Linked DNA regions of Homo sapiens: region 2 is linked to region 1. A link is a loop called in an ENCODE intact Hi-C map of the cell type or tissue named here. Cell type or tissue: heart left ventricle. All regions are shown on one strand. Each heading gives the region's core, and the rest is flanking DNA. Links, peaks and the distances in the headings are about the cores only.

Evidence for each region. Peaks named below come from ENCODE experiments on the same cell type or tissue, not always from the same donor. Only the 100,000 strongest peaks of a DNase experiment are listed, where the experiment ranks them.
Region 2: a loop joins it to region 1, with 6 times the contacts of the local background. A loop is called at or near these places in 2 of 110 quality-filtered maps.

The regions. Positions count from the first base shown.
Region 1 is chr1:119,363,800-119,372,140 of GRCh38, forward strand. It overlaps HAO2 (hydroxyacid oxidase 2), which reads left to right and starts at 4,986. Exons shown (of 8, transcript NM_016527.4): 1 at 4,986-5,103. It overlaps HAO2-IT1 (HAO2 intronic transcript 1), which reads left to right and starts at 5,147. Exons shown (of 2, transcript NR_046780.1): 1 at 5,147-5,209; 2 at 6,285-6,532. In heart left ventricle, for the core only: a CTCF peak has its summit at 3,897 (motif pointing left); no DNase peak of the experiment used is centred there; H3K27me3 peaks cover 463 bases.
Region 2 is chr1:117,963,480-117,971,820 of GRCh38, forward strand. It overlaps WDR3 (WD repeat domain 3), which reads left to right. Exons shown (of 27, transcript NM_006784.3): 27 at 1-3,064. It overlaps SPAG17 (sperm associated antigen 17), which reads right to left. Exons shown (of 49, transcript NM_206996.4): 46 at 6,577-6,637; 47 at 3,130-3,274; 48 at 320-459. The coding sequence ends at 320. Among named protein-coding and RNA genes, the nearest start is that of WDR3, 38 kb to the left of the region's middle. In heart left ventricle, for the core only: a CTCF peak has its summit at 4,128 (motif pointing right); no DNase peak of the experiment used is centred there.

The sequences.
Region 1 (8,341 bases), core at 14-8,013:
TGCCACTCGTCTCTCTGTTAAAACATAACAACAGTCACCTTTACTTGAGTTCCCAACAAGTTCCTCATCTCCACCTGAGACCACCTCAGCCTGGACCTTATTGTCCATATTGCTATCAGCATTTTGGGTAAAGCTATTCAACAAGTCTCTAGGAAGTTCCCACATTTTCCTGTCTTCTTCTGAGCCCTCCAAACTGTTCCAATCTCTGCCTGTTACCCAGTTCCAAAGTCGCTTCCAGATGTTTGGGTATCTTTTCAATAATGCTCCACTCTACTGGCACCTATTTATTGTATTAGTCTATTTTCATGCTGTTGATAAAGTCATATCCGAGACTGGGAAGAAAAGAGGTTTAATTGGACTTACAGTTCCACATGGCTGGGGAGTCCTCAGGATCATGGCGGGAGGCAAAAGGCACTTCTTCTTACATGCGGGCAGCAAGAGAAAATGAGGAAGAAGCAAAAGCAGAAACTCTGATAAATCCATCAGATCTCATGAGACTTATTGACTATCATGAGAATAGCACAGGAAAGACTGGCCCCATGATTCAATTACCTCCCCATGGGTCCCTCCCACAATAGGTTAATATTAGGTTGGTGCAAAAGTAACAGTGGTTTTGCCATTAAAAGTAATTAATGCAACCTTGGGTTGTTGGGAATTCTGGGAGATACAATTCAAGTTGAGATTTGGGTGAGGACACAGCTAAACCATATTAGGCTCTAAATGGGAGTCAGTGGTGCCCATATGAGGAAGGGACTGAGGGTCTCACTAGACTTTTATAATATAATAAAGCTACCCCCAGTGAAGCTGATTGTACCAACATAAGCTGGTGTGCTCACTTGGAGTTCAGCTGCTGGATATGTCAACGTCCTTGAGAGTTCAAAAATGTAAACATCAGTCCAAGAACCAAAGATGCCCTGACCTTTGCATTAAGTTGGCCATACCCTTCCAGAGGAGACCATGGTAGAAAGCAGAGAGAGCAGGGTGAGACTGGGCAGAGATGGGAATGAGTAATGCTGACTGCATCCTGCCCCTCCTTCTTTGAGAATTCAAGTTTTAAAATCTGTTCTCTAATTCCACAATAAACAATCATCATGCACCTACTATGTACCAGGCTCTGGGCCGGGCAGTGGGATTCAAGAATGAATACAACATGGCTCCTGGCCTCAAGGAACTCAAAGTCCTGAAAAAGCCACACTGTAATGACAAGCCGCAATACCGTGTGACAAGTTTCTCCCTCTCTCTCTCTCTCTCTCTCTCTCTCTCTCACACACACACACACACACACACACACACACACAGCCAGCTCTGCCCAGTGGCACTGAGGAAGGTTTCATGGATGGAGAAACACATCAACTGAGTCCTAAGGATGAGGAATGATTAGTATGTTCCAGAATGAAGGAACAGCAAGTACAAAGCAGAAGCTTTTTAAAAAATGTGTTTTGATGTAGGCAGAGGCAAAAGTCCCCCAGTGGGCTGTTAGAACTTTCTTGAAGACTCAGAGAGTCTTGAAGAGTTCCTTACCAGCTTAACTACTGGCTTCCCACTCCCTGCTGAATAAACTCTTGGTTCAGCAGGCCTGAGGCCTTGGCTATATACCCATACCCCAGTTCATGTAACAGCAGGACCTGTGGGCTCAGTTTCAGACCCAAGGACTAGGGCTAGTAGAAGAAAATATAGTTCAATTTATGTGAAAGGGCCAGCTGAAATATCTGTCATTCTGGCAGTGTTCCCTGGTCACCCTAGCCAGAAGCCATCTTGCCCTCCTCTGGTCTCCTATTGGCAACTCTTTGCAGTATTAATTAAAAGCACAATAGTTAAATGTGGACTCTGGGGCCAGAATGCCTGGCTTTGAATTCCGGAATGCCTGGCCTCCACCTCCATATCTGTAAAACAGAGATAAAAATGATCCCCACCTAATGAGTGAAGAACTGCTAAACCCTTAATACACTGCTTGGCACATAGTAAATGCTCTGTAAGTGTTATTAATTACTATTATTGAAAATAATGCAACCATTTCTTGAGCATTTATTGGTACTAAGGGCAATGCTAGGCCGTTTACATGCCTTATCATTGCTCGGCACAGGGTGCTGAGTGTCTGAGCACAGAGGATGTTACAATATTAGGTGACTTTAGGGAGCACATTGTTGCTTTCTGAGTAGAAGAAACTTTCTCTCCTGCTGAAGCCACCTAACTCACAGTAAGTTGTGTTTGATCCTGGATCAACATAAATGCCTTGAAGAATACACACTGTCTCCAAGATGCCAGGGACTCTCACATCAACAGGCTGTTGACAGTGGATCCCACAGCATTTCACACATAGGCACCCATGTCCTCAACCCCGGATACCCAGCAGATTCTGAAATCCTGATTGTTTTTCCTGTGCCCAGCAACTGACTTTCTCCATGATCTTGGGAAGGTGTACAATCCCAGCTCTAGCTACCTAACTCATCTTCACATCCAGAAACCCCGCTTCCTCCAGTCAGATCTGATCTATGTAGCAAGCTCAGCAGCTAGAGGGACACACTTCCTTCCTACTTTAGACCCTATAAAGCGAACACAAACAATGCAGCCCTATGACAGAAGTCATTGGCCTTGGACTAAGGTCTTCAGCAGGCTCTCTTTCAGGTTTTCTTCCCATCTCTTCCAGTAACTGACTCTGCAGAGCTGCCCCCATCCACCGGGTAGCCATTACAAAGAGGTTCACAGCCTATAAGGGGCTTGGTGGCTGCAGAAATACGCAAACTGTCTTTAGTTTGACTTAGCCATCTATGACTGGTTTGGCTTCAGTTTGCAATGACCCAAGTTTGCATTAATTACTTTCAATAGCAAAACCACGGTTACTTTTGCACCAACCTAATATTAACCTGACCACAGCACCAAAGTGTTCATCTTTAACCCTGATGGGCTTGAGCACAGACTGCAAAGTCCTGGGCTCATCCTGACTTCCAGAATTACCTCAGGAAAAATAGATGGCTGGATTAGGACAGGACCACAGTGATCAGGAGGACTTAGCATGTTTTTAATCCCCTCCATTAAGAAGAATTTTGGCATTCTATTCTACTGTGAAACTACATTTGCTTTCTAAGAGACTAGGTCATGACAGCTCAAGAATGACCCGACATTTCTCTTCATCCAAAATAAGCAGGCATATTGCTCAATGGGTACCCTATGACCACCTGAATAAAACCAATATCTTTTCATAACCTCATCCTGAAACATTCTCCAAGCCTGCTGGTGGGTCCAAAGCTGGTCTGTCTTATCCATGGACCCATTCTCTGGAATTCAAGAGGTGCTGCAAAAATGCTGCCTCAAATAGCTCTGCCTGTGGCCCTATATCCCCTATTTGAGATTAGTTCACTTAGGTGCAAACATTAGAGGCTGATATTAGAGTGTGTTACCTTGTAGAGATGATGTTCTTTAACTCAGTGCAATCATCAGATTTAAAAGGTCTCCAAGAAGGTCATTATTTCAAACTTGAGAATCTCTCATGAGAAGCTCTACTGTTCTTTCTATCTACTGCCAGCATCTTTTAAGTATTAACTCACTTACTTCTCATTACAGTGTGGGAGGTATTATGAGGAAACTGAGGCACAGAGAATTTAAGTAACATGTGGATGTTAGTGAGTGAGTGGCTGCAGTTTGGAGCTTGAGCACCATGTTCCAGTGTGTGCTCATCACCAGGCTTCCTTCTGGAAGGGAGAGACAGAGTCGGAGTCTGGAAAACAGCAAGGGAGGGTCTGGATCAGGGGACTGTGAGCAGGCCAGGTGTTGTGAGAGCTGACCGAGGACATGGCCTAGAGGCTGATTATGGAGATTGTGAAAATTGCTATGGAAAAGAAATTTCCAGAACCCAGATTTTGGCTACTTTTGAAAGCATTTTTGAGGTAATACTGTCCTCTAGTGGCTAGATAGCAGGTAGGGATTACCCTCCAAATAAATAGCCAATGAGCCTTGAGTGGAGATGGTATGACAAGTCAGTGGTAAATTCATCATTTTGCTCTCTAACTACAGGTTCTAAAGGAAAGGCAAACCCCACTGCTATGGTCATCGGTACAGCTCAGGATTTCGGCCTCCTCTGCTCCGTGTGTTGGCTACAGGCTAGGTTCAAATCCCAATTCTGCTCTTTACTGCTGAAAGGCTTTGGGCATGTTCGTTAATCTCATTTTCTCTTCTGAAAAAGAGACAATCTTGAAAAGATTGACCTTCCGTGAAGATCAAATGAAGTAATGCGTGTAGTGTGTCTGGCACGTCGTAAGCGCATCACACACGTGAGCTGTGGCAATACTAAGGAGCAGTGGCAAGAGCTGGGGGAGGAGTGGAGACGAACAGACCTGGACAAATTAGTGACCTTTCTGGGACCCCTACAGAACTCTTCTGGAGAAATTAATTCTATTTTTCCATGTACTTTTAAGTTTGCTTTTCCTAGCATTTCTTCTACATTCCTGAATAATTTTCCACTCAAAAATTTCACTGGTTCTCCCTGACTCCCATATTAATCTAGACATAATTACTTCCCCAGAACAGTTCTGTGGGCAGGGAGGGCTCTACACTATGCACCCTCCAAAATCCCCAAAGCTCGGACCGTCCTGGCCTGGGTCCCCACTGCTGTCCTGCCCATGGGCTCCCAGGCTGTGCTTGCTCTTCTCCCACCCCAACCCCATCACCACAAAAAGCCCCTCCTCCAACCCGGGGACTTTTGTAATTTCCTACCTGAAATCATCCACTCCCTACCTCTAACAATCTGTGATGAGCAGAGGACAACATCAAGTTTGAATTTAGAGGTAGGGAATGGGTGATTTCAGGTAGGAAATTACAACTTCACTTTGAAGTTTAATTTTGTAATAAACTTCACTTAATTTTGAAGTAAATTTGCAAAGTCAGCAAAATTCTTTCAAAGTCAACCTTGCTCTGGCCTAGTTGCTTATTTACTGCTAAGCTGGATGTTTTCATTAAAAGATTAACTTTGAGACTTCAGCCTCTTCTTTAGCCTGAACTGTGGGTAGTGATGTGGTGTGTTTCCTAACACCTCCGGCAGTGAGCCAGGCTTTGAGTGGCTGCGTCTAAACACTTCTTTCCCTGAGGACTGGAAGACATTAGAATAAGGTTTGTCATTGAGTGTGTTCTGTGTGCTTGGAACTGAGAAGGGTGATGAAGTGCCAGATAGGATGGGAATGGAAGATATCGTGGAAGCCAACTATGAGTTTGCAAGGCAAGGACCTTGGCAAAGATGGTCCTAGGGAGACAGGTGTTAGGGAACTCAGAGGGCATGGGCAAAGGAAGATTTGGTTTCAAAAAGGATACAGACAGAGAAGGTTAAGTCTAGGAAGTTGAGTCTTAGAATTGTATGGTGGAATATTCGTGGGTGTCCATAGGAGGAAAAATGGGTTAAAATGTTTTCACTTGACAGCGTTCTGAAAACCTAAAAGGTATTGCTATTGCCTTCAGGGATATATTTAGTATTCTGACCACTGCTTCCCGGCCACAAGCAAAAGAAAACAGTGACATGGCTATGCTCCTAAAAAAGTAAAGAAGTTAATGTGTCTCAAACAATGTAGTTCCTTTGAGCAATAAGCTTATTTGGAACAAATGGGTTACAAAGTCCCACTAATGAAGAGCCTCTGATTGTGTTAAGTTGAATCTACAGATCAACCTGCGGAGAACTGCCAAGAACGCTAATGAAGACAGGGAGGTACTGGTATAAAGATAGATAACAGATCAATGGAACAGAATAAAGCGTCCATTAGCAGGAAGCAAAATCCGCAAACTTTTATTCTTAACTACTACTATATTCTGCATTTTACAAGATCCTTCAATTCTCACAAGATCCCTATGAGATAGACAGTAATAACCTAATTTAAAGATAGATGAGAATTGGAGCTTGTCTAGAATAGATTGAGTGGAACATCACTTGTGGTATATCATTTGAGAGGTAATGGGAATATTGCCAAATTCCCAGGTAACTCTCCCCTCAAAGGGACTCCTGTTGTACTCTAAATCGTATCAGCTATCAAATGATGAGCTATGAAAGTCTGTCTTCTTCGACTGTAAGCTTCTTGAGAGCAGAAACTGATGTGATAAAGGTCCCCCCCCATATCTCTAGTGTTTAGCATAATACTTTGATATATTATGTTAAATCAGGCTATGTTATAGTAAAGAATAAACCTTAACAACTTAGTGAGATAACACATAAATATTTATTTCTTCCTTACACAATATCAGCTGATCTCCAGGGCTACCCTTTTCCAAATGGCGTTTTGGGAATCCAAGTGGCCTTTCTCTTACAGCTTTGCCTTCTTGAGGATGGAGGATCGCTGTAGAGGAGGAAACAAAGCTGGAGGGTCACATACCAGCTCTTCAATCCTTGGCCTAGAATTCACACCTGCTATTCCCACTCCCAGGCCATTGGCCAGAAGAACTAGTCACAGAGCCATGCCTGTATTTAAGCAACAGCGAAATGTTAAGCATGTGGGGAGCAGTATATGCCTCCGCCACCCTGGCTGAGAGTGTGTGTCAATAAACCTTCTTGGATAAACTAATGAGTAAATCTGACAGAGGGTTTAAATTATACTATGACAGAAATACTCAAATCCTGAAGCAGCTTTCCACTTCCAGAGCCTCAGATGAAATCACACATGTCATCAACAGGAGGAATAATGAACATGGAGCTGCCTTTATTAACAATCTAGTCTATACAAGGCACTGTTCTAGAAATTTCAAAGGGGCCATACTGCTTAGTCCTCATGGCAGCCCTATGGGATGGATGTTAATATTCTCCTTTAACAAATAAATTTTGCACAGAACCGTGGTGAGCCAGTAGTAGAGCTGAGATTTCAGCCTATGTTTGCCAAGTGCCAAAGCTTATAATATAGTCTGTCTTCTCTACTCCACTGACTCCCTCAGTCATTAGTTCCTTGGGCACAGTTGATCGGTGGAAAGCAATGGCCTTCAGAAACACAGTCTGGGTAGTTGCCGTAGACAGAGAAGCCAGGAGGAAGGCAAAGAGAGAAAAAACTGCACTCCATAGCTGGGCTCTTCCATCCCCAACTGCTCTGCCTTTTCTCCTCTCTCTCCTGCTACAACCCAGTGATTGCCACTGTGAGATATAGGTACACCTGCAAGACCTGAAGTCACTAGTGGACAGAGTAGACGTCAGAGCCTGTTTTGGAGCTTTGTGTGAATTCTGATGTCTGTTTTGCACATTCTATCCTTGTTGAGCAGATGAAGAGGCAGGTGCAGTGATCTCACAGTGTCACATAGAACTCCTTTCCCAATGGCCTGGATTTTGTGGGAATTGACCAAGCTCATTTTATGCAACTCTCTGACCATTCAGAACAGAGACTTAAATGTCTCCCCCATACCAGTAACACTCCATACTGGCTCAAAGACATTGGAAACAAGTCAGAAGGATTCCAGGTCAGGCTTTGCCATTTCTGTTGCATTAGCTTGGATACTCACGTGAATTATCCGAGCTTTAATGTTTTTATCTATAACATGGGGCTCATACATACACTCTCTGATTGCCCACTGGATTGTTGTAAGCACCAAATGGAATAACGTATAGAAGAGTGCTCTGTAGACTGTTAAGACAGATTTAAACATAAGAAGTTATTTTTTAGTGATTGGCTGAATAATTAAGATTTTTTTTAACTTTCTGATTGAGTTATGATTTTTTGAGGGAAGAAAGCAAAGTTGCATATGTCCATGACATTTTAATCCTCTAAGGTCCGTGCCAACTCTGTCATTCCATAAACCACACTTGGCTGTGCCCATTTTCTTCTTTCTATAGTGCTTAAGAGCCAGGCCACTGGAATCGTGACACATTACTAGATATGTAATATTGAACAAAGTATTTTAACCTCTTGAACTTCAGGTTTCTCACCCGTGAAATGGGGATGATAATATTTGTGTTGAACATTTCCACAAGGATTAAAACAGTCATGCATGTAAAGCAATTTACACAGTGCATGGTACATCATGGAGTACTTGAAAAATGGTTGCAATATTATTGTCGTTATTATTATTCATATTAAGGAACCATCATGCTGCCTCCAGGGCTCTTTGCATAATCAAATTATTCCACTGTTTGAAAGAATAAGAAAGTCCTTATCTTTCAAAACACTATATAAACATTTGGATCAATGTCTCCCAGTATGCCCTAAACTATGTTCAACGCTCTATGGACAGCACACAGTTTACAATATGGCTGGGTTCCAAAACTCTACTTGGAGGGCATTTGTTTGAAACTCAGAACAGATTTTCCCACAAAAGAATGCTATTAAAATAGCGGTTGGATTCCCAGGTGACTGAAAATACCCACTTGATACACAAAATAGCAGAAGAT
Region 2 (8,341 bases), core at 321-8,320, 1.4 Mb before region 1:
CAGCCTCCAGAGTAGCTGGGACTACAGGCACCCGCCACCACACTTGGCTGATTTTTTCTATTGTTTAGTAGAGACGGGGTTTCACCAAGTTAGCCAGGATGGTCTCGATCTCCTGACCTTGTGATCCACCCACCTCGGCCTCCCAAAGTGCTGGGATTACAGGTGTGAGCCACCGGGCCCGGCCTAAACAAATATTTTCATTCATTCAGGCCAGGTGGCTTATAGGTTTCTGACTATAAGAAGAGGGGAAGAAACCTGGGGTCTAATACCTCAAATTTGAATGCTTGACAATCAAATTCCCATTTATTACTTACTGTACCTAATGTGGAGAAACTTTACGAGACATGAAGACTCCAAGTGTGGAGGAATAAATTGTAGAAGTTCTCTGGACCATTGGATTTTCTTTTCCCTGGGGAAAGTCTTTTGGTCGTTTATCATAATTGCTGCTTGTTAAAACAGGTAAAATACTTGTTAAGGGCTGTGCTTTTCATGACTAAATTATTTGCATATATAAACCTAAATAACATTTTAGAATCATAGAATTTCTTCTCTGGCAACATCAGTTCAATTTTAGGTAACTGTCTATCCAATGCAAATTCTGCATGCTCAGGCTTGGGGGTTAGAGGATGGATATGCCAATGTCTAGAATGTCTTCTGTTCTCCCTAGTGTACATTTCTCTCCTAACTGTGACTGGCTTTCTATAAGGAGCCATCAGTATGGTCAAGCCCCAAACCATATCTACATCAGATTTCATGCTTTTTTTTTTTTTTTTTGGTGGGGAGAGGGACAGATCATTGTTGACACTGTAAGTAAGTAGATAAAAGATCTGATAAGATTTTTTGCCCTTTATCTGTGTCTGACAGGTTCTCTCTAATCTATAAGCAGGGAAATAGAAAATTTATTATAAATACAAATGATTTCATTGCTATGATCAGCAGCAGTGACTCAGGTATTTGCATCTAATAACCTGTGTGGAGAGGGTAAGGGCACTTGATTTAGTTACCAGAGGAAAAAACTAGTTCTTTGGCTAGTTTCCTTCTGTCACAATGGAAAAACCCTGTCATTACTCAAAGGAAGAGAAAAAGGGAGGGGAGGAAGGTGAGAGGAAGGGAGAGAGACTTTCCCAGTGAGGACTTTCCTTTCCTATTTTATATTTTGCTCCATTGTACTTACTGCCATCATTGTTTATGGTTTACTTACTTTATGTATTGTCTGTCCTCCCACTGGAATGTAAGCTACATAAAGGCAGGCGTTTCGGCATCTTTGAAAGCATAAATGAACAAATGAACTAAACTTCATTTATTGACATCAGTGCTATCTGACACAAGTTCCTTTAACTTTCTCCTTCACCTCGGAATATCTGAATCATCAGCTATCTTCAGCTTCTCCCTTGCCAAGACTAACCCTTCAGCTCTGTTTTTTATTATTCTTTTGCCCTGTTTTGGATATTGCAGTTTCAATCACTTCTACTCATTCATATTTTTAATATATATCTTCTGCTCCACTCTCTTCAGCCTACAAACATGTAGGTCTACATTAAACTGAAAATCCTTCCTATATTCTGTTGCATCCTTGAGTAACATATTCTCTTGCTCTTTCCTTTAATAAATTTTCTTGAAAGAATATCCATAACTAATGTTTCTGCTTTCTTAATACAGTCATTCTTTACCTTTTGCAATTTAGTTTTTATCCCAACCAAATTTAACACTTTAAATCTGAATTTTCTTTGACATCTCAATAGCATCCGTCAATTGTGTCCGTCTTTTCCTTGAAATTCTTCCTAAGGCTTTTGAAGTATTTCACCATTTTCTAATTGCTGCTTTTGTCTCCACTGGCTCTTCTTCCTCCTGCTCCCTAAACCGACTCCAGATTTCTGTTCCTTGCCCATACATTCAGCCATCACCTCTGTGTAAACGATGCTTAAAATTATTATATCTCCAATTCTGACTTCTCAGTTGAGATCTAATATTACATATACATGATTCATTACCTCAGCCCAAAACTTTGAAGTTGAACTCGATGTCCTCTTTCTTCCATCCATCAATGGCTTCTACCTCAGATTTTGCAGTTTCCTTCCCCCACCATGTCTTTCATTCATGTCCCTCTTTTATGTTGACTGTTCCCCCACTCCCAGTTCTTGTCCTCACACATGGCCCATTCAGGTAGACTTCTAATGGTACTTTTACACATCCAGTTGTTCCCCTTTGACATGTCCTGCACAATAACCCTGGATTCATCTTAATAAAGATATGCTGATCATGTCACCCACAGGGTCAGGAATCTGCAGTGGTTCACTGCTGCTTAAATAATAAAATTCAAGCCAAGGATTTAAGATCTTTCATAACTTGACTCCAACCTACTTTCCCACTATATTCCTAATACTCAAGCTTTTGGCAAGTTGAACTCCCTGCCAATCATCCCAAACACCTGGAGCTTTCCTGTTGCCATGGTTTTGTTCATTATTTTTACTTAAAGTTCCCGTCAATCAAGTTTTCACATTCTATAAGATCCAGCTCAAAAATCAAATAAATAGAGAACTGTAACACAAGCAGCACACAATTCATGCCACTGGAGAAAGTACAAAATAGAAATAAAATGTGAAGACTTTATTTCTGCTACAAATTATATAATACCTTTTAAGACAGAGTCCAATTATCCATTTTTATATATGATAAACTATTTTATACAGTACCTTGGAGGTAATAGGTTCTTGATATCTATCTAATATCTGTTTGGCTGAAGACACTGATAAGGAGGAATGCATGCATAATTCAGTGAATACCCAACCTTTATAATAATAAGGTATTTCCTATCCTTCCATAAAATTATAATTTTTTTGTGATAGATACTTGCTGTTTTATTATTCTGTCTGATATTCCGTAGATAGCCAATAACATTTACATTTATTCAATCTGAAGTTACTGCACATATACTATGTGTCAGGTATTTTTTTAGATTTGGCTAGGTGCTTTCAAAGATGAATGAAGATGCTCTTTGTCTTAATAAATTTAACTCTGATTTTGAAGATAGAATTAATAAAGTAGAGATGCATTTTGACTTCCATGTTTTCCTCACTCGTGTAATTTCTGCACTATATATGATTACTCAAGTTGAACTTTAAAGGATATTTGCTTCCACAGGTAGGAACAGAACCTCATGCTCTGTCATAATCTCGATATTGTGAGAGATGTGTGCTGATCCCTTGGCCCCATCCTCTCCAACAGCTGTGGCAAATAACTCTATATTCAGTTCTGTCTGCATACCAGCTGCCACCTATAAGACACAAGGTAGCTTTAGGACCAGACAACTCTGAGTTCAAACCTTGCTTTTAATAATATGAATTTGAGCAAGTTACTTAAACTCTCTTACCTTTGGTTTCTTCATCTATAAATTTGGCACTAACAAATGGTAGTTATTATAAGCATTTAGCGGAATTACTTCATAATGAAGGTAGAATTCCATTAAGTAAAGGGGAGCCAGGGTAAATTGTTGAAGGGGCAAACCAGGTGCTATTTAGGAAAAAGCATAAGGAAGCTAAATGCCAGGTTATTGGAAGTGGAACTGAAGGCAAAATTTTGCAATACTCCTAATTGTGCTAGTTTTTGAATGTCGGTAGTGACTTTCAGTAGTGAAATCTGCAATAGCGGCTACTGCAGACAAAGATAAATTTAATCTAATATAAATATAAATCAGGAGGCTGAGGCAGGAGAATTGCTTGAACGCAGGAGAATTGCTTGAACCCAGGAGGCAGAGGTTTCAGTGAGCCGAGATCGCGCCACTGCACTCCAGTCTGGTGACAGGGCAAAACTCCATCTCAAAAAAAAAAAAAAAAAAAAAAATTCATCTAACAGACTTGGTGACTACCATAACTTTCCTACCCTGTTCCTTGCAGGGGTGTCCAATATTTTGGCTTCCCTGGGCCACATTAGAAGAAGAAGTATTGTCTTGGGCCACACACAAAATATACTAACAATAACGACAGGTGATGAGTTTAAAAAAAAATCGCAAAAAAATCTCATCATGTTTTAAGAAAGTTTAGGAATTTGTGTTGGGCTGCATTCAAAGCCGTCCTGGGCCATGGGTTGGACAAATGTGACTTTAGGGTATTCCTAATGCAGGATGCATAAAATAATGAAACCAGTAGAGGGAGATAAAATTAGTTTAAATGCCCAACTGCTTAGTTTGAAAACCCGTGGAAGAGGATTGCACCAACAAAGAAGAAACCTGATACAGAAGGAAGAAGGAACACAGCAAGGCATGGGCGTCTTGCCTTGTTCTTTGAAAAGAACACTAGCCAGCAAAGAGAGAGCTATTTATGTTTCTAAGTTGCCTCTCCAGGAGGTGGGTTAAAAAGCAGACTTGGGAACAGTTATCTAGAAAAAAATAAATCTGAAACTACCACATGAAAAGCAATTAGATACAAATGGAATGTTTTCTTCAATATAGTTTTATAAATAGTAGAATTGGAAAATGTTTCACAGTTTTTTCAACAATGTACTTGTGAGCATATGCATACTGGAGGATATCCAGCAGCAGACCCTTCTCCTCCAAGTCCAGCAGTTGGAGCAGGGCTGGGTAATGATGAAATTCAGCATGAAGAGAGCTGGAATACTGCCATCATACAGGTTTGCCCAGGCTTTGAGCAGATTCATTTAGTGTTGGCAACTAACCAAGCTGAACGGTGGTTAGATTTACATATGGGGAAGTCTACAGATTATATTTTTTTTGCCAGAGCCAAAACCTACTATCAAAAACTTAAAAAAATAAACTAAAAAAACCTTATGGTATAGAGTGAGCTTCAAAGACTACGTGCTGGGTTTTTAGTACCTATAAAAGTTGATCCAACAGCCATTTTGGCTTTTGGCATAATCCCTACTTTAAATTAAAATGAGATTTGCTAACTTCCCAGAACAGTGGAAGAAGGGCTTGTTTTGATTTTTGTCTTTTGCTTTATGTTGTGAAGGTTCTGAAATCTTGACACAGTACAGTGATGAATTACTTCAGGAGAGTACTCATGAATTAGTGGATATAATCCCAAAATGTTTCTGTTTGGAGTTTCAGCCTGTATAATACTGTTTTCTATAGAGCATATTACAGCTAGAAGGGGCTAAGAAATAATCTGGTCTGAACTTTACAGATGAGGAAAACAAGGCTCAGAGCATTAACTGAACTGCTTGATGGCATAGTCGTGACAAGAAGCCAACTGACTTGGTGCTACACCAAACCAACCCTTCTGTGTGAGCCTATAACTGGGGCTGCTTTAAGAGCTTCAGACTCAGGGAGCATTGGGTGCTTGTTAACAGGACTGGATACTTTTGTGCACTGTTCTCACAGGCCTATGCACTCTTCGCATCTGTGATGAATGGGTCATACATCTGCCAGACTAACTCACTTCATTCTGTCATTCAATCACACCTCTCTTGAGTACCCACTATGTGCCTGGCTCTGTAAGCTGCTTACGTGTCTTACTCATTTTTAACATCCTCTGCGCCCTGACCACTTTAAATGGCATATGGGAGGAACTCAAAATTTGCTGAGTGAAGTATGAAGTAAAAGGGGTGTTAAAGCAGTCAGATGATGCACTGATAAAGACAAATGTGACTTTATTTAAGATGAACTTACGTTTACATCATCCTATATTTCTGAAATTATAATTTAAAGTGAGAATATGCTATTAATATGCATTTTTTTTTACTAAACATGCCATTTTGGAGGATGTATCAAATAAAGTCAGAACAGGTTGACATTTTGTATTTTGTATTTTCAGAGATCTTTGGAGAAATGAGGCAATTGATGAGTTTAATAAATACGATTTCTTGGTTGGGCGCAGTGGCTCATGCATGTAATCCCAGCACTTTGAGAGGCCAAGGCGGGTGGATAGAGAGGCCAAGAGTTCGAGACCAGCCTGACTAGCATGGTGAAACCCTGTCTCTACTAAAAATACAAAAATTAGCCGGACGTGGTGGCATGCGCCTGTAATCCCAGCTACTCAGGAGGCTGAGGCAGGAGAAGTGCTTGCACCCAGGAGGCAGAGGTTGCAGTGAGCTGAGATCATGCCATTGCACTCTGACCTGGGTGACAGAGTGAGGCTCTGTCTCAAAATAAATAAATAAATAAATATAAATAAACAAATATGATTTCTTAGTATGGCATTAAATAATATTCTCTGACAAATACCAAGAGAGCAAACCAGATTTACGTAAAATATGAAGAACGGAATAATTATTTTTCACTTCGCATAAGGATTTACTTTTTGAAAAGGTAGTTTTTATACAATGGTAAATAACTGTAATATTGGGACAAGTGAGGTGAGCTTCAGAATTGTTTCTATAGCTGGCAGTTTAACTCTGTTTATGCATTGGATTGGTCTCATGGTTACTACATGGAATGAATGCCATCAAGCCACATACTGTATCACTACGAGAAATCTTTTGCTTATGATATTAAAAACAGTAGACTTATACATAGTTTAAAAGGAATGGGCAGAATGGTTTCAAAGCCCACTTCACTGGAAACCTATACATAGTCACTTGCATGCACGCAAGCACACACAACAGATGACATATAGGACTTACAGGTCCAGGTTTGTAAGTCACTTTCAGTCCTGTGCTGGGTGGGGGCTGCTTTACTTTAAACCTACAAGGCAGAAAGATAAAAATAAATTTATGACATAATGAAACCCATGAGCAATGAATAAGCTGGGATGTTATAAAATAAGGAAGGTGTTAATATTTGCTACACAGGAGCCGGGGGTCCATACCATTAGAAAAACAACTTTAATATTCAATTGGGAGAAGAATCTGGGGCCCATTTCACAACTGCCTTTCCAACAGTTTTCATCAGCGTAAAACGGGCTCCAACCTGAGTTTCAACCCTTTGTTACTGGTTGCTGACGAGCAGCCCAGGCTTGGGCAGTGGGACTGTTTGGCTGGTGCGTGCATTTCAGCGTAGCTGCCAGCATGAACGCAAATGCTGGCAGCCGGGTCATTAAGTTGAAGAATAAAGGCTCTTTTGGAAGGCAGTGGAGCATGGGAGCCAGCCTTGCTCTGTCTTGGTATGGGGTTTGCATGTTTGAGGAGAGGAGAAACAGAAAGGCTCAGAAGATGTCGAAGAACTTGAAAAGCTCCGAGCTCACACATGGTGCTTATTGATCTCTCTCCCTTCCTGTGGTTTGTGGGGTCTGCTTGAAGGTTAAAGACCTGGAGTAAATTAAAATGCCAAGGAAAGCCTGCCTCCACTCTGACCCCAACACTGCTTCTTCCTCCATCAACCTTGCTGTCTGCTCTATCGTGGCTGAATTAACAAGCTGAGGAGTGAAATCTCCAAAACTAAAATTTTATACTGGAGCGACAGGACCCGCACGAATGAGTTTTATTAGTTCGAGGTTGACTGTCTATTTCTTCCCACCCACTTTGTTGGCAACAACCTAAAAAACAATCGTGTGATTTGGTGGCCTGAGTTCCACATCAGATTGTTTCTCAGGAAGCAAAGGTTATTCCTGAAGCTGGGGATTTGCCTCAACTGAAATAACTGAAATGGGACAGGGATCTTTCAAACTGGATGCTTCTATCGTTTTTTTTTTATCTGATTTCCAATCATCAATCCAGAATCACAAACATTCTTGAAGGACTTACCACTCAACTCTGAAAATGGCTGCAACTGAAATAAACATATATTCCATTTTAATGGAAGTAATACCCATGCTTATGTTTAATTCAAGATACAATAGTGGACATTTTGTAATTGGGAATGGTTTGGTAGAGGTATATGGTTTACCGATCCAATGGAAAGGTTTGAAATTTCACACAAAACAAAGCATTAGTAAAGCAAAGTATATGGTGGGACTCAGGAGATCTGAAGTCTGGCCTCTGCTAGCTGACAAGATGTTACAACAAGTTACACAGTTTCTCCTTTTATAGTAGTCTCTAAGGTCTTTCCCTCCATTATGCAGAAACAATGTAATTAAAAGCACCTTTCAGATCATAATGTGCAAACAAACATCAGCTAGTATTATTATAGTTAGTGGATTTGAGAAAAAGACTTTCAATTATTGTGCATTAGTTGCTGTAACACTTTTGTACAACCTCCCCCTTTTTTTCCACTAGTAGAAATCAGGATGTGAGTTGCTTTTACCAAAGTATGAATAATGATGACTAGGAGGGCAAGGAAGTATCTACCATATAATTGGAACCCGATAAACACTCACTGATTTGTTGATGAATGAATGAATGAGTTAGTGTGTAAATGACTGAATGAATAATGTGAAGATTCAAGGAGTAATTACAGTTCGGTTCAATAAACATTTATTGATGGAGGTGACCAAAGACAAGTCACAGGGTA